Linked DNA regions of Mus musculus: regions 1 and 3 are each linked to region 2. Evidence: chromatin loops called from intact Hi-C (ENCODE). Cell type or tissue: left cerebral cortex. All regions are shown on one strand.

Evidence for each region. Hi-C counts contacts between places; a loop is a spot of excess contacts. Peaks named below come from ENCODE experiments on the same cell type or tissue, not always from the same donor. Only the 100,000 strongest peaks of a DNase experiment are listed, where the experiment ranks them.
Region 1: it touches region 2 in a loop (5-fold over the local background); 4 of 42 quality-filtered maps call a loop at or near these places.
Region 3: a loop joins it to region 2, with 7 times the contacts of the local background. A loop is called at or near these places in 4 of 42 quality-filtered maps.

The regions. Positions count from the first base shown.
Region 1 is chr10:45,468,961-45,476,960 of GRCm38, forward strand. Lin28b (lin-28 homolog B (C. elegans)) reads right to left here and starts at 1,241. Exons shown (of 5, transcript NM_001031772.2): 1 at 1,091-1,241; 2 at 77-258. The coding sequence starts at 1,100. In left cerebral cortex, no CTCF peak of the experiment used is centred here; a DNase peak (open chromatin) is centred at 4,869; H3K4me3 peaks cover 319 bases.
Region 2 is chr10:44,523,833-44,531,832 of GRCm38, forward strand. It overlaps a transcript of Prdm1 not described here. Among named protein-coding and RNA genes, the nearest start is that of Prdm1, 69 kb to the left of the region's middle. In left cerebral cortex, no CTCF peak of the experiment used is centred here; DNase peaks (open chromatin) are centred at 3,393, 4,081, 4,541, 5,718 and 1 more place; H3K4me3 peaks cover 1,524 bases.
Region 3 is chr10:45,481,249-45,489,248 of GRCm38, forward strand. It overlaps a transcript of Lin28b not described here. Among named protein-coding and RNA genes, the nearest start is that of Lin28b, 15 kb to the left of the region's middle. In left cerebral cortex, a CTCF peak has its summit at 4,495; DNase peaks (open chromatin) are centred at 4,158, 4,497, 4,918, 5,192 and 1 more place; H3K4me3 peaks cover 2,108 bases; H3K27ac peaks cover 375 bases.

The sequences.
Region 1 (8,000 bases), 950 kb after region 2:
ATATATATTAACATAACTACACACCAACTCCCAAGCATGGAATCCGGTAAAAAAGGGATTAAAAAGTCTGGCTTACTTGGTGTACAAATACATCCACTGGAATATCCAAGGGATTTCCCTCTCGACTTATCATGGAGATGAATCCGAATCCCATGCGCACGTTGAACCATTTACAGTGGCCAGTGCCATGCAGAACCTGGGGTTCGTCCTCTGCCAGCCCGGGCAGTTTTTCTGGCTCTTCACCTTTGCTTGCCCCGCCTGACACGGAAGAGGACAAAAGTCAGTTAGCCTGCATTTCTATACAGTGCTCATCTAAACAAAAAGTTTTGCTTGGGAAAAGAAGACATGAAGATTAAAAACAAAAGGTTGGCAAACATTTTCCTTCTTAAAAAAAAAATTGAAACAAAAAGGGTTAAAAGCAAAGCCAGGGAGGGGAAGCCACATTGCTGCACTGCTCACAGCAGCTTCCACGTTTCCGTACAGCCGCAGACTTTTTCATCTGGCTCCTTTCTCGGCAACATTCTACGGTTACAGCTTCTGACACTTCACTCACAGGCTGCTGATCTAATACTATTCCAATTTACAAAGAGTAATTTTTCAGCGAGATTGCTTTTCCTAGCAAGGAGAAAGAAAAAAAGAGAAATCCTAAGGATGGCTGGCTACTGGTTAATGCACATGAGGCAGACGGGAATCCCGGGGTATTTGCAATGTGCGTTCCCCTCCCCCTAACTTTCAATTAAAGTTAGGGTAGAATGGGGGAGGGGGCAGGTGTATAAAAGTTTTCTTGAACTCACTAACTGAAACTACACGTAATCACACACACACACATGCACACACACACACAATTCAAACAATAGCCCTCTGAAAGCTTTCCAAGTTGTGAATCAGTGTGGGCGGTACAAAACATTTTGGAGATCTGTAACAATAGGTTTTGCCAAAGCCCCACGGCACTCTAAGGGGGTGGGGAGATAATGCCCAGTATTAGGGTAATGGGGGAAAGGAGAGAAGGGGTGAAAAACTACGTGGTGGGGAGAAGCAGGGGAGAAAAGAAGAGAGGAATCACAGTAAAACAATAGAAAAGAAAATTAACCTTCGGCCATGTTGCCCCACCGGCCCTCAGCTTCAAACTCCAGAGATGAAAACTTTCCCTTTGGACCGGAGTGATCTTCAGCATCAGTCTAACATCTTGATTTTGTGCGATCACAAATTTAGTTCGCATGGTCTAATGTGCTTTCCTTCTTTTGATTTTTTTCTCTTCTCTCTCCGGTTTCTGGCCCCTGAGCACACGTGACTCTGTCAATTACATGCTTTCTTGCTACTAATTCACCTCGGATCCTTAAGGGGCTGGCAAGAGGAAGAGATAACCAATCGCCATTTCATCTGTGCTGACATCAAAATAATTTATGAATGAGCACGAAAAACTCAAACATGTTATCTTAAAGACAATCTGGGACGCTTCTTTATGATTAATCAGAATGCTGATTTTGTATTATTTAAACGAAGGGCCCTTGTGAATCGCTGGTTTAAAAAGGCAGTGTATGTGCACACGCCTGCTCTACACACAAGCTTCTCTAATCTCATAGGGGAGCCATTTAAATAAAGCAACTGATGTTATTATTCCCCACATATATACACCCCATAGGGATTCTGCTATTTCACAGCACCAAACCACCTTAGGGACATTAATATTTAATTTGTAGAGGAAAATACGCAATTCTTAAGTCCAAACTTAAATTTAATTATATAACAATTAACTTCAGATATTGGTAACATAAACCTACCAAAAGGCAAAAGCACAACTAATTTCAACCTGATTTTTTTTTCAATTTGAAATAAAATCCTACTGAAAAAAATCACTACTAATTTCCTATCAAATAGTGTTGCTCATATCTGAACATTTTTGAGAAGTATGAAGAAATTATACTTCACAGGTTTCTCCGACATCTCTTTCCGGGGGAGGAGATGTGATTAATGACTTCCTAAATTACAGCCCAGTTTTCCAGCCTAACGTAGAGTGAACCTCAATCAGCGGTGATTGTTCCCCAAGAGCAGGAGACTCAGCGCAGGGGGGGGGGGCAGGGGGGGCAGCGCAAGGAGGTAAAGAGGGATGCAGGAGAGGCGACTGTAAAGAAAAAAGCCTCCGCTGCTGGGGTGGGGGGTGGGGGAGGGCGCATAGGGGAAAGGTAAATCCGCCTAATATTAAGTGGACCCTGACATCTTAGAGGTCTACTGCCAGCAAGCAGGTCGGTCAAATGCATGAGACTGTAATAACGCAATGGGCTCCTCCTGTCCCTTCCTGTTGGCCCTCTGCATCAACACTTTTTGCTTTTCAAATTGTTTTTGTTGTGTTTGTAACCGTACTAACCACCTTATCGAATGTTTAAAAAAAAAAAACCAATGTATATTAACTAGAAGTGCTTTGTTTCTTTAAAATAAATTACCTGTTTTGAAACATTATAAGGCTTCCACCAGTCTTTCACTACCCCATCCCCCCATTTTCTTAAACAAGCAGTTTACAGAAAAACTGTAGATACCACTTCCCTTCTTCAAAGCTACCAGCTGACCCTCCCCCACCATGCCCGAACACCCCTCACCCCATCTCTCTAGCCAGCCCACACAGTGCTTCACACAAACTAAAATGTTGGGATTATGAAAAGTCCACACAGCACACCTATTAACACTCCTCCTCATGCTGAAAACCTAAAAATAATTGACTCAGATCTGAAATTAATCGATACATAAAGAAATAAATTATTTTCAGCTGTTTGTGATAAATGGTATCCAATCAAAACTGATCAATTTGGAAAGATTTTTTTTTTTAAATCTGGTCTTTCTTTTTTGTTCTCAGGAAGGAGGCAAGCTTTTATTTATTTTGAGAAGGATAACAATGTGCCAGCTGGTGGAGAGAAAAAAAAACCTTAAAATCCAAGGGATTTTCCAAGAGTAACAAGTCCCACATTCTAAAGAAGTTGTTTGCCAACCAAGCATTTACTAAACATTATCTTAATAGTAGAAATGGATTACTATCATACTTGTTATATTATACATTATAAACAATAAAAATCTAAATGTTATTTTTTGTAATTAAAATAAAATACCTTTTAAAAATCTAATATCAAATAACCTGGAAAAGTATCCAGGAAAATTGGGATAGTTTACCGGATATTTATGCAAAAGTCTCAAAAAGCTAACGGGCCCAGAAATTTTGGTTTCTGGTGAATTACATTTTATCTACAAGTTTGTTTTTAGTTATCGAAGTTTACTAGTAAGAATCAAACACACAGTAAATGGATTCTGGGTCCTTGCCTTCTTAAATCTAACAAATTTCTGATATACTTTAGTGTGTGTAAAGTAGGAATGCTTCTGCTGAGCCGGAATGGATGGTACAGTTATGGGATTCACAGTTGTACCTGATTAGGGGCCTCCGGTATTCAAAGTATTAAGGTAGGGTTCACCAGGCTGGTCACTGGTGTCAGAGGTTATCAATTCATTCATTTCCTGAGAGGGACATCAGCCTTTCAAGTTATGTGGAGGGTTTTTCCAATTGGGAACCCTGAGAAAAATCTCTAAAATTCATTGACAAAGAACTTAAGGCACAAGGATTTACATACCTTGGGGGTGGGCATAAAGAGAGGGAAATAGAGGTGAAGGAAGGCTAGAAAGAAACAGGAAAGAAGGAAGGAAGTTGGAAAGGGGGAGAGTTGCAGACACAATCTCATCAACTCAAGGATATGGCACTGTCTTTTAAATAGGTTCTGCCCCCTCCCCAAGTCTTTTGAGCCTTTTTATAAACTGACCATAAGCTCTTAAGGCTCAGAGTGCTTCTATCACATAAAATGATTCTTATGAGTCTCCTACAATGCTTTCCAATTTGTCACCTTCTGAAGTCTTCTGGTTTTAATTTTTTTCTCATTTCCTACTTGGTTTTAGTGCCAGAAAGACCCGCGTTTGACTAAAATGCATGTTATAAACCTTCAAAAGCCAAATGTTTCATAGCTTGATTTACCATAGCTCTTCCAAAATGTCTTTAGAATTAGCCCTAGTCCTACTCTGGCTCAACTTAATACCGGAGGGAAGGGATGACAAGCAATCTACCCCAAGTCCGCTGGATATAAGGCTTGGGTTTCCCAGTTTTTGTTTTTTTTTAAAGGTGGTCACGTTTTCTCAACTGAATTGCTCCGAAACAACATTCTGCAAGAAGCCCCGACCCTGCTCACCGTTAGAAGCTGAGTATAATTCTATTAGAGCAGAAGCAGTGTTTTGGTTCCTGTGAAAACTATAGAGGAGCTGAGGCACTGCTGAGACTAGACCTCCTGGGCGGTCACTCAGCAACTAAGCAGAGCTCAGCAGCTCTGCCTCTGTCTTGGCAGCTAGCACTTTCCTGTGCAGCTTCTGCCCCCAGAATCCCCTAGGCTCCAGGGCCCCAAGATCCCAGGGTCGGATTCTGGGGTTTGCATACCTGCCCTTTCCTTTCTTTTCCGCCCAGCCATTTTCTCACCTTTCTGTCTCCTACCCCCTTACCCTTTACTTAACCCTTATCCCACCATCTTCCCTCTAGAAATTCAGTCCTTCCACAGAAGGCTGATGTCTTACTAAGGGACTTTTAAACATTTGTCATCTTGTTCTTCAAAACAAACAAAAGAAGCCCTTATCTTCACCACTAGGACAAAACATTAGCCCCAATCTAGACCTTTTTTTACTGAATTTAAATATGTCCCATATATAATTTGATCTTTTACCTCTGAGATTCCAGAATGTTCTAAATCTAAGGAGACTCCGGAGAGACTCAGAAAGTGACTGCCCCCGCCCCCACCGGCCATGCTTAAAATTAGCAAGCTGCGGAGCCTGCAGTTGGGAGCCTGGCAAGTAGCTAACACATCAGCAGCGCCCGCCCGTCTTGGAAGGATCTAGAATAAGCGGAGGGCAGGAGGAGACTGTGGATTTAGGGACCCCGTTGGTTCCCGCATGATCGTGGGCAAAGGCTATCGACCTGCGTCGGGGGAAACCGATCCGACTCTAGCCACTCCCTGTGTTTCAGTGAAGTACTCCATGGTGGATTAAAACAGGGAGTCATAGGAAATGAAACCCCCGGCAAAGGTGCCCAGAAAATTAAGGCGTTTTGGTTTTGTTTCCAAAACCAAAATTCCGGTCTCGTTCAAATTGGTTTTTAAAACCCGGAGACAAAAAAAAAAAAAAAAAAAAAAAAAAAAGTTCTGACTTCAAGCAATTTTTCTTCTTAGAGTTATTCAGTTGTCAAAAATCTCTTTAAAATATTTTTTAGATGCCTTCTGAATTATATTGTTTGGAGACTAGTGTGGAAACATTGGAACTTACTACTATCATAAATCTAAAGTTTTTCATTTAAATCACTTTTACCAAACCAAGCTATTTTTAATTGTACTTTTGCAGTAAAACAAAACTTGGATGAACAGAATTCATAAATGAGGCATTATTTTAAAGCTATTATTTGTAAAATGTTATTTTGAAAATCTAGCAAAATTCCGTTACAATAGCATTTCTCTTGCAATAATAGGAAATAAAAATTGAGTATTACTTTTCTCACATATTTTCTAAACTATGTTCAACAAATACTTTTGTAAACTATTTTAGTTAAAGTGGTAACTTTATAAAAAATCATCTAATAATAAATAAACTTTATATAACTATTCAAAATATCACAAAAGAACTTAAATATAGGCACCATTTTCCACTTGTGTTACTTGCACATGTATGCTTCATAACCCAAGGATTACTTTATAGTAAATAGAAATGTCTGAATGTATAGAATGAAAAATACAATGTACACATATTTAATTCTCCTTCCCCTAAAATCATTTACAGGTTGATTATATAAAAGTTCATCTCATAAAAACCAAATAATCAGATGAAAAGAGTATGCTCTACCTCTTAGGATTATTTCAATATTTACTCTGAAGAGTTTACTGATCATAACAGAAATAGGAAGCTGGAAAAAAGGTGGGGAGTAGAAAGATGAGAGGCTTGGAAACAAACCCTGGGAAATAATCATGTAGCTCAAATCTGCAGGCTGGGACACCAGCCCCACCTCCATCCTGGCTGGCAGTCTCTGATTCCTAACTGAATGGCTGGGGCATCAAGTCCCATTGATAGTCAGAGCCTTTCTGCTTACAGCTCAGCCTGCAGAAACAACCTCCCTTATGTAAAAATGGTACCTCTTTTCTCCAACTTTCTTTTCATCAAGAAGAACAGAAAAACTTTATTGCAGTCATTCAACACATTGGTGTTAACATGTTTTCCAAACAAAGAAAAAATGCCTAAGAATTCAATTTACTACCAGAAAAACGCTATAATCAACAGTAAGAAGTGATATATTAATATTTGTAGCAACTTTTTAACAGTGAAACTCACTAGAGCATCATCAACATGTTGTTTCATTCCACAAAGATAGTGCTTGCCCAAGGCATCATTGACTATGGCTTTTCCATTAAAATACCTGATCCTTACTCTGGCTATACAATCCTTACTAGTATATTTAATATTAAAATATCATTTCATTATAAATCATTATAGTTTTGTGGCTCACAATTCTTATGGAATGTTTTCAAAGGTACACTAATCTACGACTCAGCCAGAGCCAGGTGTGGAGGCACACACACTTAATTCCAATTCCAGAACTCAAAGCAGAGCTGGGCATATTCCTGTGAGTTCCAGGTCAGCCTGGTTTACATGGCAAGTTTCAGGCTAGGCAGTGCCACATAGTGAGACCCTCTCTCAAAAACAAGACAAGAAAAACAAACCAACCAACCTTAGACACATTTTTAACTCATTAGGGCAAATGCCAGAGTAACATAATATTATCAATAAGAGTATTACTAAAAAAATCAATAATATAAATAATAAAATTCCATGTCTAAAGTCTAGGTTTAACTTCAAGAAACTCCATTTTACAATAGGATAATGAGCAGATTTTAGTAACTATAGTGAAGAGCAATATAAATGATGCAGCCTGCATTAGTGAAGCGAGGAGGCTCACAAGTCCACTTTACATACAGTGAATTATTTGAAAACACCATTCTATCTGTACTTTAATTCAACAGGTATTTGTTAACACCTACTGGGAATCACAGGAATGAATAAGCAATGGATTTTTCTCCATAAATATTTAAGTATGTTACCTGTTTGAGAAAAGAAAATCACAAAACCAAACACTATCAAACAGAAGGGTGGGGTAAGTAGAACACACCACCCACACAACTGTGGTGGAACAGCGGTTTTATAAATGGATATTCTAGATGGAGTATACTAGGTTGCAATGCCAATCTTCCCCATGTGGAAAAATCAAAATGGAGTCCTCACATATGCCAGGCACTAGGTTAAGTAAAACATTTAATTGATAAAACAGACTAACCTGGGGCTGATGAACCCTGGTTGAATGACCTCATCATCTTCTGAAGAACCTAAAATCAGAGAGTTCAAGTCAGTGCTACGACAGTTGCCTATTTAATGTCTGCTTCTGCAACTTACCAACACATTAGAAACAACAGATGTCCATATTTATACTCTGTGAAGTCACCTGCAAACTAGTCTTTACAAAATCACCTCGATGAGCTGATAACCGTTTGCCATAAACTTATCTGTTACTTCTATCAAGGGACATTGGCTTAAAAAAATAAATAAATAAAACAAGAGCCCTCAGATATAGTAATCACAATTTTATGATGTAGCTTCAAATATTTTGTTTGTTTGTTTGTTTATTTTGAGACAAGTTTTCTCTGTGTAATAGCCCTGGCCATCCTAAAACTCTCTTAAAGACCAGGCTGGCTTCTAACTCACAGAGAACCACATGCTTCTGGGATTACAGGTGTGAGCCACCACAGCTGGCTACGTTTTTAATACTGAATTTTATAGTTTAATTAAAGGATATCAATTTTTTTCACTTAAAAATCTAGCTAACCTACAATACCATGCTTCTTGGTAGAACTATCTAGTCAGACATATTTTAGAAGATAAATCATAAGAAA
Region 2 (8,000 bases):
TCAAATTAGTAATAAAGATACTTAGAATTCATTGATTCAAGCTACTTATAATTTGCCATTACACAAATTAATGTAAAAAGAGAAACTACCTAAACATATGATTTTCTAATAGGAAGTTTCTAGACTCTTAACAACCAGTTTACTTGGAAAGTTTTGTTCCAGCACACAATATCATCTTAATAACTGAATTAGTTACAGATTGACGATTTGCTGTCAGATGCTAATTAGGCATTTTCTTTTCAAGCAGTGACCCCCATCATTACTAAAGCTTAAAGTATCCTTCCATTTAAAAGAAGCAAACTATTTTTCTTTTACAGTAATAATGTTCAGCACACATGCTTTTGTTCACATATTATCCACATGGTGTGTTAGGAGCCACAGAGCCACATTTAAAATTTCATTAGGAAAAACCCCACACACACTCAGCTCAGGCAACTGCTGAGAGACAGCTGCTAGAAACAACTTCCCACTGCAATGCTGTGTGTAGAACTTTGTAAAGGCTACAAGGAAGTGTGGCTAAATTTGGGGGAGAAAAAAAATCTCCTTCAAATTCAACTATATTTTGAAGGTCATGAATCTTAATACATTTAAGATTTTAGTGTAGAGCAAAAAAAGCTTTACTGAAATCGAGGCTGTATAATTCTTTTAAAAAATATGTACTCAGAAACTTTCATCTAAATACTTATTCTAAAACCCAGAAACCTATATTCCCAATCAATGCTAGGAAGTTGTGATGCCCCCGATGACTTTATCATTCCCAACAAATCAGGAAACAATCCAAAAATTTTCCTTTCAAAAATGCAAAATGCATGGGCTAGGAACTTTTTGAGGGCAACCTCTCTGATCTACTTCCGTGTTAGAAGGGCTGAGGAGTCACTGGCAGCAGAACCCAGAGAACTTTAACATCATCACCTGCAACCTTCAAGGGGAGCTACCCGGAGCTATTCCTATATATAGATCAACACCAAAGTGCCAGGAGACAGACCAATAACATTTGTTTATAACTGACCGAAATCATTTTATCAATTAAACCTACATCAAATTACATTGGTATAATAAGACTGAAGAGGAAACAAACAGAAATAACTTAGGACACATTTAACCCTGGTCTAGCATTCATTCTGCATGAAGGAACTTGTTTGTGAACGGCTTTCATTTATCAATGACCTTTACATTTATCAATGGGACTTATTTTTTGAGTGCTAAGTTCCTTGTCTTTGCTCCCTGTGTCATTTATATTAGATTTCCCACTTAGGAAGATTCTAAGGCTCAGACCTCTATCAGCTGTCAGTGAACAGTATTCTCATAGAGTTAAAGAAATCTCAGTCTGAAAACAAGCAGCTATGTTTGGAGCAGAAGTTTGTTTTCTTGTAACCCAAAGAAGACAAATCAAAACCTAGTGTGTGACTCTAAGGCAGGAGATAGCCTATTTGGTTAAAATAATGTTTACTTTGTGTCAGAAACAAAGGATTCTAGTTTCTGTCTGCCAAAGTGGGTAATTTTAACTCTACCTGTCCCTAAGAGGCATTGTTACTAGAAAATAAGGAGGACCCAAAAGGCTCCAATGGAGAGGGGTTCTGAAGAAGACACAGACAGCACAATGTAATGAATGTCCTCTTGGCCTTTAACATTTAAAAACATTGAAAACAGGCACTGAGATCCACAAAAGGGTGATAGGCTATTTTTACACAGAAACTGATTTTTGCTAAATGCTTTTTGAAACATGGCATGTATTAAAAACACCGTTTAAGCCATAAGAATTTTCGCCAGTGGATTTGCTAAGTACTGTAGAGAATAGCTTGACTTCCTGCACCTTGTAATGTGTACGAAATGGATAATTTATAAAGACAAATCTGTACCGTGCAGCATAGAGTCTAGAAGAACATCAAGCTGTAAGAGCAAAAACTAGATGCAGGAGAATGTCCTGTTTAGTTTATCCTGATGTCGTATACTTATATTCAAATCAGATAGGCCAGATTGCTAGTTTTACCACAGAGAAAAGCTAGCAAACATTTCATTTTTCAGACAGCTATTAGAGAAAAATCTGTATTTATGTTTATATTTCAAGGTACAAAAAGTTTGCTAACATTAATTCACATTATGTATATTTAAAAAAAAACTATAGTTAGCCAAAAACAAAAACAAAAAACCCTGCTTAGCCATCTCTAGGACAGTCAGTTTATGATAAAACAAACAAACAAAAAACAACTAAAAAACCAAACTTAACCAACTGGGAACATGCTGTGTTTTAGGGATTTCACTTTTTTTCAGTCAGAAACATTTTTTAAAATTGAATTTCCCAAGAGCTGAAGGAAATGTAGAGAGGTCTAGAATAAGAAGGGCCCTAAGCATCCTACTGCAAACTTTTCCAAGGCAGAACCAGGAAGTGGTGCCACTACTAGACTCTGGAACAAATGTTCCCGGTGGCTTTGTACCACAATGTTTAAAAACATCATATTTTAATTTCAGGCCTTATAAACTAAAGATGTCCCCCCCCCCCAAACTAATTACACTATTATTTTGGATCAGAGTTTGCGGCTGACAACATCTGTTAGAAACTCAATTGTGCTTCCTAATTAAAGAACTAAGTCTAGTTGATGAAAAAAAAAAAAGTTTAATTCAAAGGGAGCTGTAATACTGTGAAAATAACCAAATAATTTTCCCCCACAAATATCCTCCCTGGGAGAAAGAGGCTTTCAGTGGGAACAGAGCTTCCCAACGGTCTGTGTCGTGTATCTACTGTTTATTTTATTATTTTTCCTATTTACTGGGTCTTTCCTGTTACTTTATTTACAGCTGAATACTCACTTAACCAATGTTTTTTTTTTCCCCCTCAATTATTCCTCCTCTGCTGTTTTATTCAGCAAAGCAGAATAGTTTCAAAGCAAAGCAGTTTCAAGTCAGGCCTTTCCCTTTTGTTCTGTTTACAAGTGTCTGTTGAATCAAAACATTTAAAACTTTAAATAGTAATCCTTGAAGGTTCCTTTTAAAAAGAAAGGAAAAAAAAAAAAAAGTAAATCCTCGCAGAAAACGCCCAGGCTGCTTGTGAAAGAGGCAGCGCATGGTTCATTGATCCCATAGTGAACGTGACCACGCTGGGTAGGTACTCAGAGCTGGCACCTGCCCAAGCCCTCCTCTGCCTGTGCCTAACCTCTATGCTTGCCAGGAACCGAGAACCTAAAAAGGTGCGAGTAAGGTGAGACGTAACCAGGAACTTAAAAGTGTCATCCTGAGTAGGACTCATCTCTCCGGATTTCAAAAATCGGAAAAGGTAGCTTGGCAGCTCCAGGCGCTGCCCTCCGGGCCACCCCTCCAGCTCTGCGCCCCTAAGTTCAGCGCGATTGCGGTGCTAGCGGTTAGCGAAGGTGCGAAGGCTGGAAAGCTCGAGTAGCCCCGACTCTGGTTTAGACTGCCTGGCTTGCTCACCAATTACACTAGATTGCAAGCCCAGCAGCCATCCACGCGGCAGAATCTGCTCTGCACTTAGGAAGTGGCAGGCAGCACCCTAGCCAGTGACAGCGGGAACTCCGGGCCAGGCCAGGAGTTCTCGGAAAGTTTGTCTGCACAACCCATTCCTCCCTGAGCCTGGAGGGACGCGACACAGAAAGATCCCTCTGGTATCCTTAGGGTCTCTGTCAGCACCCTTGGTTCTCTTTATCTCCGAACGAAAGCAATCTCTGGGTCATCCTAAACCCACTCACTCCTTCTTTGGTGACTTTAAAGAAAGGGCTCCAGTTCAAAGAAGACGCACAAAGGGTGTGTCTGCTCCCTCTCACCTACTCGAGGGTCTGGCAGCACCAGTGTTCCTGCAGAACAGCTGTCCACCCCTCCCCCGCCTCACCGCCCCCCCTCCCGCCTTTAAAATAATTTGCGCAATCGTGCACTGCGTAGTCTAATTGCAAGCCGCTAGCTGCGAATTCCTTTTTCAATTTGAACCAGTCTGGACTCTCCCTCCTCTGGGTCTTACCTTGTCTCCCTAGCCTCCCACCGAGTCTCCGTGTCCTAATGGTGGCATCTGGGACGTGTGACACCCCTGATCCCCATCCCCAGAGTCGCTCTGCTCTCTGTCTCCCATGTCCCTCTCCCAGCATCTAAAACTTTGGGTGCTGTTTTTGCGCTACCGAAGAAGAGTAAACGTAATTGCCCCTGTTCAGTTGGGGCAGGCCTTTTAGAATTTCCGACATTATATTAAGTTTACATTTCAAAATAAGGTGTATCCGATTCTGCGTTTAATCAACCAACGGGTGACACGAAATTCGACGTTTTCTTTGAACAGACTGAAGGGAAAGATCTAAGGTCTTCCCTTCCATCCACAGACTGAAGGGAAAGATCTAAGGTCTTCCCTTCCATCCCGTTTTAAATTTTTAAATAATGAATGCCGTCGGAGGAATGAAGCAACAGGAGGTCCCCTCTGGTTTACTGTCCCCAACACTGGAAATCTTTCCCCACACTGATATCCTAATTTAAACACCACCCCGGCTCCATTCTTTGAAACCCCATTTCTTAAGGTAGCAAGAGTAACGTTTTAAAGACCTTGCACTGTTCCACGGCTCTTCGCAGTCCTAAGCGGCACACCTGAGCAGCCCGGGCAGCTCCCGACGACCTCCGGCTGCAGAACCTTCAGTCTTCCCTGTGGCACGTTTTCTGTGCCTCAACAAACTCCCAAAACAAGCAACTTCGGTGAATGCAAACTAAGCTTTCTCGGGAGAAACGTCAAGGCAGCTACAATCCGTCTCTGATTACACAAACATACCTAAGGGCAGGTTGGAGAGTGACGAGGGCTTTGGGGGTGGGGGTTTGTCTGCTCAGAGGTGGCTGAAACCAGTTTTCCCATTGTTATTTAGCTAAGAAAAGCTAGCTTTTGTTTTGTGGTAGATATTAGGGATTAAAAAACGCCAACGCCACAGTTCCCAGGAGTCTTTGAGATTATGGAAAAATCTAACCTCAAGTGAGGAATTTGGTTCTTTTAGATTACAGCACCGAATGAAGTATTAAGATTTTTATGAGGAAAAACGTCCAGTCACTTAAAAATTTTTCTATAGAGGCTGGAGAGGTGGCTCAGTGTGTAAAGGCGCTTGCTGCCAAGTCCGAAGACCAGGGTTCATTCCCACACAGTGGAAGGAAAGAACCGACTTTCACAAGTTCGCATCGTGGAATGCTCCCCACCCAAAAACCTAAATATCACTTTAAATATTACTAAGAACTGACGTTGCATCCTGCTACCTGCCCTGTATTTCAGTAACTCAGCTCCCCTCTGGCGTCTGTCAAAATAGGAAAAATGGCAACAGCAACGTCGGAACTTATTGGATTTTGCTCTGGAAACCCAAAACTTCAGATTCCCTCCAGTTATCATTGTGCACATTCGCTTTAATGGAAGGAGGCACACAGTCCTGATTCCCTCTTTGGCCTGCAGAACAGAGCTAGAAATCCCATCGTTCCTGGGTCCATTGGCCACACGTGTGCAAGCGGCTCCCGCAGCTGATGGAAGGTGGCTCATCCAGCAGTGGACGTGTGAATATGTGAGGGGACTTTGGGGGGGTGGCTGGAGCGCACCGGGCTGCAACCCACTCTGTGCTCTGATTCTCATAGTACCAGCCGGGCTAACTCGCCTACAACCGGCGAGCAAGGCTCTGGAGGACCCGGTCGGGTCCCAACCTGGGACCTCCAGGATTGGACAGCCTCTAGCCACGTGACCAGCACTCCGCTCGCTCGCGCCCCGCCCCTTCCCGCCGCTCGCGCAGTCCGCGGAGCACTGCACATACCTGGCACTCACTTTCACTTTCTGCGCTGGAGGTTCACGCACGAATGATAACTTTTTGTTTTGGCTCTTTTAGATTTTTTTTTTTTGAGGCAACCAGTGCAAGAGGAAGACGTCGGAGGAGAAACGAGTCGAACCCGTTCATGGCTGGGGGTAGCGTGGGAGGAGTAGGGAGGTTGCGTGGGGGAGCGGTTCTTGGCGGGGAAACCGGATTGCTCGCCTTACAAGAGCACAGCTGTCTGAGCTTTTGTGTCCGTGAAATGTCCTGGGAAGTGACACCCACCGCCAGGGCATAGCAAGCAAAAGTCTCAAACAAGTAGAAGCTCCATCCTTCAAACCCTGATATAATCCTTTGTTTATGAGAAGGAAAACCTGCCATGTAGTTTGCTGGGTTAACTGAAGTTAAAGGGCCTCTTGTTAGCCCACGTGGGTGACTTGCTTGGCATTAGTAAGGCAAAAATCCAAAGAATAGTCTCTGCTAGCTCTGGGATCAGCGGGTGACTCAGAAGCAATCCAAAATGTTTGCCCACGTACTCCGCAGCGCTTACCTATTATCTGTGTGCAGCTGACCCTCTAAGATGCTCCCCATGGCCCAAGAAATCTCATCTCTTGGAAGTCAATAGTCCAGGTCATGTTGTTTATTATACAGAGCTTAGTTAACGTTTTGTACATTTTACCTGTGAAGTTCTGGCACATAGCATCAAATTGCCTTCCTCCCTTGTCCATTTTCTTTTCTTATGCAGCACCTTCATCTTTAACAAGCCAGGGAAGTTGTAACAGGAAGATTGGGTTTTAGAAAGAAAATTGCTTTGCCTTCTTTCAAAAGATGTCTCCACCACTTGGTGGCATTTAACAGGTTCTAAACTGAGTCCTTTGTTTTTGTTTTGTTTGTGTTCCTAAAGAGTAATAGGAAACCAACTTTACAAAGTGTGGACAATTACCTAGTATAGTTTCTGGTACAAAATAAACGCTCAATGGATTATTATTACAATTGGGTTTACTCTCCTCCTATGGAGTTTTACCTGACTGTGCTAGTGGCCTTTCTTTTATTTTCATGTAGAAGTTTGATTAAGGAGAAAGCAAAGCTCATAAAGCAATTTGCTTCAATCATGTGTTGTGATAAGTAACTTCTACTGGCTAACTACATGTCCTTTTGAAAGTAGTTCCTCAAATTTGTTTTGAATATATAATAGTGCCTTTGAATTTTCTTAACTTCTCCCATGCACTTTTACCAAATGACAGAGTTAGGCTTATACTACTAGTTATTTCACAACTAAACATGGTGACTTTTAGGGGGAAACGCTATTATTTTCTCTGGGTAGTTAGCTGAATGTCTATCATAAAATACAATCTAGAATAAGAACTAATTACATACAAAAATTCTTTTTTTTTTTTTGCTATCTGGGGAAAAAATCACATAGAACAGATATATAAAATTTTAACTTAAAACAGCTGTGTTTTGGTCCCTGGTTTGGGGACCAAGCATAGGTGGAGACTGGAAATGAAAGTTGTTTTCTCTTTAAAACTAGTATAATTTCTGCTTGGTAGAAATGCAACCTCTGGGCTGGGGATGTAGCTCCCCCCCCCCCCCCCCGTTTTAGAGTCCTTATACTGATTAGCATGCATAGTGCCCTCCCCAAGTTGGATCTCTGGAAGGAGGGGGAGGGGGAGAGAGATCTGAGTCCCAAATTTTGTCTTCCACATGTTTAGAGAGATATATTTCTCTATATCTCTCTAACTATAAATAGATACACACATGTATATATGAACATACATATCACTTTATATACACACCCATCACCTCTCTGACTACCCCCACCCCCACCCCCCCATTCTAGCTGTCACTTAGTTTAACCTCCCAGTTACCCTATTGGGCAACTCTGGGAATTGTCCTGGGAGTTCTTTTCTCCTTCCCCAGTGGCAGCCATCAAGACATGCCTAGTTTAACTTATTACAATGCTACGGATGTGTCTCTTCCCTTCTTTTCCCACTGCTCCTTGCTTTGCCTCCTCTCTGGCTACAGCAGCATCTTCAGAGCAAGGCTCTGCCATTACCTTTCTCTCCAGTGCCGTTCCTTGAGTGGTTGATCTAAGAAGCACATCTGAACATGACACTTGCCTTTAAAGCTTCCCATTACTTACCAGATAAAAACCTAAGCTCTTTGCCCCAGCATTCAAATCCTCTTTAGCTCTCTCTAGCTTTACTTTTCTCTACTTCCTGCCCTGACTACATCCCGGCCTCC
Region 3 (8,000 bases), 960 kb after region 2:
AAATTTTACTGGCTTCATGTCTACCACCTCTTCAAAGGCTGTAATAAATAATTCAAATAAATAATTCAATCTAGGAATTTAAAACTTCATTCAACCAGCATACTGTCAAGCCTATGTGAAGGTAATGATAGTGTTACAACTGCTAATTGCTAAACAACTCTAAATTAAATGTAAACAATACAGTTGAGTTACAATACAAATGGGATATAGCAAAATGGTTTTTCTAATGCAAATATATGTACTTTCTAACAATGAAATAATAGTTTTATAACAGCTCAAAAGTCACATTAAAAGAAGAAAAAAACTGCAAAATTTGTTTCAGATGAAAGAGAAAATCAAACAGTGACAAGCTAGCTAGTAACAGGATTTTGAAGGCCCAGATTGTCTTTAAAATAGCTTCCTTTAGATTACACAAAGTGATTCCAAGTAAAACTGAATGGCTCTATGTAATTACAATGTTAGCAACATTTTATTTGACATATTTTTAGTTTTAATATACATTAATGCTTAAACTATTATGCTACCAGAGACAAAGTTAAATACTAGAACTTTTAGCATCCTCTAAATAGCTTGATTATTAAAAAACATTCTAGTTTAATAAAAACATGCTTGTGGTTATATTACTGACAATGAACTAATATGTTACTATATCATATTATATAAAAATCAATAGCATTTTAATTAACAGAGGTGAAACCGGGACTACTTTTTTCCTTTACAGATTTCTAAAATTTTTTTTTTTTTTTTTTTTTTTTTTTTTTAAAGATTTATTTATTTATTATATGTAAGTACACTGTAGCTGTCTTCAGACACTCCAGAAGAGGGCATCAGATCTCATTACGGGTGGTTGTGAGCCACCATGTGGTTGCTGGGATTTGAACTTCGGACCTTTGGAAGAACAGTCGGGTGCTCTTACCCACTGAGCCATCTCGCCAGCCCCCTGATTTCTAAAATTTTTAGTCTGCCAAAACATATCCTTCGTATGTAGTTCAAAATATTGTAATTGAAATGTTTTTGAAAAATTTGATAACTACTGCATAGATTATCTGAAAAACAAAAAAAAAGTAGCATTGTAACTCTGACATTCATAAATATGCAAATGCAACACTGGGTGGAAATATCTGAACAATCTGAAACATGTTCTTCCATCATTGGAACTAGCCATTCAACACCAGGTCTTTTTTCTATATAATTAAGCTTTTGTTCAAACATGGAAGAAGAAGAAGAAGAAGAAGAAGAAGAAGAAGAAGAAGAAGAAGAAGAAGAAGAAGAAGAAGAAGAAGAAGAAGAAGAAAACCTAGAAGCTGAATGCTTGAAAATGAGCCATATGCCCTTTGTCTTGGTTTGTCACCTTTGACCCTTAATTTGATCCTGCATATCAATTCATTCTATTTTTAGAAAATAATGTCAAAGTTCTATGCTTAAAATAGTACTTTTCTTGCTGCAATAATGAATTTGTTCATTACACAATCCTCTTCAGGTAATCTTGACAGTTTCTCACATCCTTCCTCCTGTCTCACAACGTAGAACTCCAGCATTATCAATCACTGTGACCACTTAAACTCTGATGTCTGTCTTGCCTCTAACAACATAAACTTCCCTGAAGTGCTAGATCAAGACAATCTCAAAATTTATATTCTTTTGGAAATTGTTCATATTGTTACTTCTAAATAGGACTTATTTCACATATAGTTTTTAGTTTGGTATTTGATAACCACACATTATGATACTGATTTTTATGGTGCCAAAATATAAACCTCAATCAAACTCGCAAATAAAAACTGATGTACAGCCTTGCACTACCATCAACTAAAATCACAGTTTGGGGGTTAAATTCATTGGTTGGCTAAACTAGTTTTAAAGTTTTGTTGTCAGGAAGTGACAGCTTTCAGAAAATGAGAAAATCTCTAGCACTGATCCTACTTATTTTATACTATTATTCAAAACCAATGCAGAACAGTAAATTAATATACCTTGGGAATAAATTGTCTTTATCATATCTTCTGATTTACAGTCCAATTGGGTAAAAATTCATTAAATGAAAAAAATATATAACACAAATATACAAATTTCTCCTTGAACCGCCACACAATTTCTGTGTACAGTTTTCAGGTAGATTGACTAGGGAACAATATGGCTGTCTTGGTTCAGCACTGTGGTCAGCGACTTCATAGACTCACCCTGTCAGAGGTTCAGCACAATACCATTAAGCATATGCATGGTAAGTTTTCAAACCAATATAACCCTATAAATCACATTTCTAGATATGGATGAGTAAATCAATTTTATATATCTATATATAAAGAATTCTCATTGTTCTGCTTGGCAGCAAGAAATGTTTGCTTACCTTGTAATTTATCAAAAACAGTGATTGTTTATAAAGAAAATGCATTACCTTTAAAGGACAAGAAAAGCAAGTATTGGTTCTAAAGCCTTTAAATACAACATCTTTAACCTTTTGGTAATTTTAAGACAAAAGAAAATTCTAAAATAGACCAAATAACCCTTTACCTACTGAAATACTTTAATGTTCCTTTCACGATAAGGAGCTTTAATAATGACCTCTAAGTTGACTCATCTCCATATTTCTATTTTTATCTTAATCAACTATGAACTAAGATGTATATAAGTCATCTCCTGATCAGAGCTTGGGAAAATGTGGTATCACTCCAACTATTTTGAAGATACCAGTCCCTGCACCTATAGAATGCCATGAATATACCTTTTGTTTAGGAGTGGATTTTCTCTTCTATTAATGAATTTTAAAGTAGTATAGCAATCTGTTATGAAATCCAAACGTGACCAGATCAGATACCAATAAAGATTAAAGTTTCAAACAGGTAAGACAAGACCCACCTACCTCTTCTTTCATCAGAGTCAATACAAAAACTAAACTTTTATCCACGGCTTTACTCAAAGTTTAGTGGGTTTGGGAAGTTACATGTGCAACGCCCTTTAAAATAAGTCATCCTGAAAACTAAGCATAGGTGTTTTGGATCTCAATGTGCTTTATTTACAATGACTCTGGTTCAGAGTATTTTGTATTTACCTCAAGTTTAATTTCACAACAAATTTTTCATTCTTTCTCAAAGAAGTTTGGTTACAGAACATATATTAAAATACACTCTTATTATTTGAAAAGGGTAAAAGGGTCATATAATCATCAGATCACTGGTCCTAAATCTATTGCAAAGTATTCATAAACAGTTCATTCATATTAGCAATCTGCACTAAATATATGAAATTCCTTAAACACTTAAGATATTTTATTATCAAGAAACAAATCAGCTGATCCTACTTGTAAATCAGGAAACTCTAAAAATCTTCACTCATGAAAATCTTCCTTCCCTTGTTAAAAGCCTGTGGCAGTTTAATTCCTCGAGGTCTTTAAGAAACCAGGTACATTTACACTTCAGTAGTTCATATACATAAAGAGAAATAAACATTATTATTTAATAAAAATATTTCTCTGAGAACTCTCAACATGAACTAGGAACTTATTACTAATTTAAATGGAAATTGTTATATCATATTCTTTTGAAATGAATTAACGTACAGTCTAATTCAGTTCTATCAAATCTCAAATACTGAGGAGAAAGATGTCATCTCACCAATTTACATTTATTAAAATTACAAAATTGACACATTTCCAAGGACTTGGATTGCTAAAGGTTTACTTTAAAGATCTATCTGATAAGATCGTGACATTTTATTTACTATTTATTTTATTAATTTACTGTTAGACTTTAACATTTGTTTTAAAAGGCCATTTTTCATTAGTGGTCAGCTAAATGTTAAACACACAAAAATAAAACATCATAATTTTGTGATAGGTGAAGAAAAAATTATTTTTAGTTTTCCAGAAATATTGTAAAATGTTTTACATCATTATAATACTAGATAGATGTCACTGCCACCTCACTACTACAATATTTTTGACAAAAAAAAAAAAATCCCTACAATAATAAGAGAACACGATGTATTTTCTCTTGCGTTTACAATTCTAACCATAAAAATATTTCCGGGAGAAATTACGTCTGTGAACAGTAATATTACACGACAGCTTAAAACCTACATATAAAAACAAACCCATAGAAAGGACCTCAAGGAAACACTGGCACGTAAGATTTCATCCTGCTACGTGAAACAATCCAAAATGGCGGACTTACTATTACTTACATTTAAGATATTTGCCAATAAGGGAACTAAATGCATATTGCAAGATGTTGCTCGGAAACTCTTAATATTTATCAATTAAAAAAAGTTTTCGGAGTACAAATCCTCATCAAGAACCCGCATCCACTTCTCGCAGTTAACGCTGCTGCATTTCTTCCCCGGTTTTATCCTTTTTTCCAACACCACCGACGTCTGTTTCCCTCGCATCTCTTCCCATCCTGAATTCTAATTCACAAACTGAAGTCACCCAGCCAGCCCGAGCGCGAAGGCTACCCGACGCCCGCCGGTACAAAGCGGCCGGGCGTGCGGCGAGCGCGGAGGGCAGGTGCGCTCGCCCCCTGGCGGGAGCCCGCACTCGAGGAGCCCGCACCGCGGGGCGAGCCGCCGAGACCCCAGCCCGCACCGCCCGCGCCACCCACTCCGAGCCCGCCCGAGCCGCGCACGGCGAGCCCGGGCGGCCGCGCTGACCGCACCGCGCCCACCCGCGCCCAGAGCAGGGACCCCCAAGGTGTGAACCCGGAAGTACAAGCACGGCCCGCGCCTGGAGCGAGAGAGCGGGAGGACGGCGGGCTGCGGCGCTCCGTCCCGCACGGCAACTTGTCGCGGGACCTGTCACACCCGCCGCTCCGCGCCACGCCGCGCGGCCCTTCCGCTCTCCTCTCTCCCTCCCTCCCCACGCTGGCGCCTCAGCGCCCCGCTCCTCAGCTCCCAGCTCCGCTCGACGTTGCTCACGTGCGACACCCGCACCCGCGCGCACCCCGGGTCCGCGCCCGCGTCCTCGCCCGCGCGGCCGGCTGCTTACCTCCGCGGCCTCATGGTCGTGCTGCCCGGCGCGCTGGCGGAGGGGAGAGAGAGAAAGGGCGGCGGCGGCCGCCGCGAGCCTGTCACTTCCTGACGGAGCTCGGCCGCGAGGGCCGGCGCATGGCGAGCCGGAGGGCTGTGCGCGCCGAGTGCCAGGGACCGGGCGGCGTGGGGGCCCGAGCGGCTCGACCCGAGCCCTGCGTCAGGCCGAGGCTCGCGCACACCTGCCCGCCGCCGCTCCGAGCCGCGTCATTGGCTGCCCGCGCCCAGCGCGCGAGATTGAACCTTCCATTCATTCCGGGGGCCGGGCGTGCGCGCGCCGCCGCCCCGGGACTCCTGCCCCGAGCGCGCGCGAGCACGCGCTCCCACCCGACCCCCATCTCCTGACCCGCTCAGGCGCGTCCCCGAGGGCCTGGGGCGCTCACGGCCCGCGGCTCCGCGGTTCTTCGGGAAGCTTCCAGAGCCGCGGCCTTTCTCTCCGCGTCCTGTCGCGCGCCCCGTGGGTCGCAGGGAGCACGCGCGATGGAGGCAGCGGGCGCACTCTCCGGCTCAGTCCCGCACTCGGTACCCGGGAAAATAAGGATGCGCGTTGGCCGTAGCCGGCGCCTCGGGTCGGCTGCGCAGGGGCGAGCCTGCCTAACCGTGCAGTTTGGGGCAGTAAGGACAAAGTGCATCTGATCTGAATCCAATGAGCTGCATCCACCAAGTCAGAACTTCGAGGGACCTGGCATCCTCTGTGCCTAGTAAAATGTATATTCGACCCCCAATTCTGTTCGACTTAGTAATTGTCCCATAGCAAGCCCTTAAGTCGGCGGCCAGAAACGAGGCTGTGTGTGTAGTCCGGGTATAGTGTCCCACATTACTGCTGTCGCTCCTGTTTTATTTCTAGTATTTCTTAGTTCTCTCTTGTCAGCAAGTCCTCATTCCACTCTCACAATGATAGTCAGCCAGCTGCAAAAAACATACACAGACATTTAGCCTTGAGAACCGACTATTACTTGGAATTAAGAAAAACAGATGAAATATTTCACAAAACCAGTTTTGTTCAAAATTAAAGTTGTAAAACTTTGAAAATGACAACAAAGGCTGACTAACTGCATGGCGCCCTCACTTAAATCACCAAACCATTGCTATGTCTATAGTCTTTGAATGTCTGGTCTGGGATTCAGATCTCATTTCAACTATTTGCAGCATTGCCTTCCAGGACAGGGCATTTCTGGTTTAATGGGTAAGATACATCAGAAAGCTGATCGGAATTTAAATCCTATTGTGATTCCTCTAAGAATTAACCAATTGACTCCTTTGAACTCATACCCAAGATAGTGTCTGCTTCTCCCTTGAGTCAGTGGAATGTGATTTATGATAAAAGATACCTTGTCATTGGCAAATACATGAAGCATTTCTTACATAACTTACAGAGAACAGAGGTTTCTATTCCTTAATCTCTCTCTCTCTCTCTCTCTCTCTCTCTCTCTCTCTCTCTGTGTGTGTGTGTGTGTGTGTGTGTGTGTGTGTGTGTGTGTTCAAGCATGTGGAGGTCAGAGGACACCAGACAGGGGTCAGTTCTCTCCTTACACCATATGGGTGACAGAAATTGAACTCAAGTTGGAGGAATTGGCCGCAAGCACCATCATCCTCAGAGCCATCTCACCTGCCTAAAAGATTCTTTTAGCAGCAATACTTAAAATCATTGTGTCCTTTAATTGTAGATGCTCTGTTATAACGCAATGTTACTTTGCAATATGATTTTAAAGATAGAGGAAGGGATGCAAATGTGATTATTAAAATGAAAAAACAAAGCTATTAATTATTTTATTACCATATGAAATGTGACATACTGACTTAGCACTATAGCAATTTCTATTTATGTGTGGTATCTACAAATGATATACATATAGAATGAACTTCGTTTTTAAATAACTTTTAAAGGGCAACACTTTCAGTACAATTTAGGTGTGTTAGGTATATATGTGATAGCCGTTTAGTCCTAAGAAGAGTCTGACATAAACCAAAATACATTAAGATGTAACCCAGAGTTGATATCTTAAGTAACCAACACAAGTCGAGTTTTTTTGTTTGTTTATGTCAAGTCATAGCATTATACTGCTGTCACAGAAGTGAAAACTAAAATTAAGATTTTAGTTTATTAATTCATGTTGGGTATTAGGGAAAGATTGTAGACTTGAGTTAAAAAAAAAAAAAAAAAAAAAAAAAAACCTTCTAAGGAATATTTCAACAAGACCAAAGCAGATTAAAAAGTCGAAAGACAGGACTCTGGAGAACTCTTTCTAAAGATGGATATTTTGAATTGGAGTCATGATGATAACTTGCTTTGCTCATAGAATGACCTCTAATAATTATTCCCAGAGATTGTTGACATGGTCTCTCTTAGCCTTAGTTTTGCTTGCCTACAACAGTTTATATAGGAGCGCAAAAGAAGTAGATATGTTTAAGTTATACATTCACTTGGACTACATTTAAAATAATCAGCAAGGCATTTAAGAACTCGGAAGTGCAGCATGTTGTATCTCTCCGGCCCTTTACTTTCTATGATTGGCAAAGTAAATCCCAGACACCATGTCATTTTACTAAGAAATGACAAGTGCTGCTTTACTGTTGAAAAGTTAGGCTTTTTACATGTTTTTCCTACTCTGAAACATTTTTGAAATGAGGGTTTACAAGTAACATTTTGATGGAGAGGAGAGCTATAACAAGAGAAATCTGTTGTCCCACAATCATGGGAATGAGCTGTCTGGAATAAAGGTGCGTCCAGATCAGCTCCTCACTGGGCTGTAGGGGAGGCTCCTTTCCCAGCCTCTCCTTGCTTGCTGCAGATGTTGCTTGGCTGGCAAATAGCTTTTTCCCCTGGTGCCACATCCCACATCATCTTTTCTCTGTACATGTTTGTCTCTCTTGTCCATATTTCCCCTTCAATATGGATGCTAGCATCTTAGATTATGTCACAACGTTCACTGCAAAGATTCAATAACAAAATAATGAAACATATAGGTACTAGGGTTAAG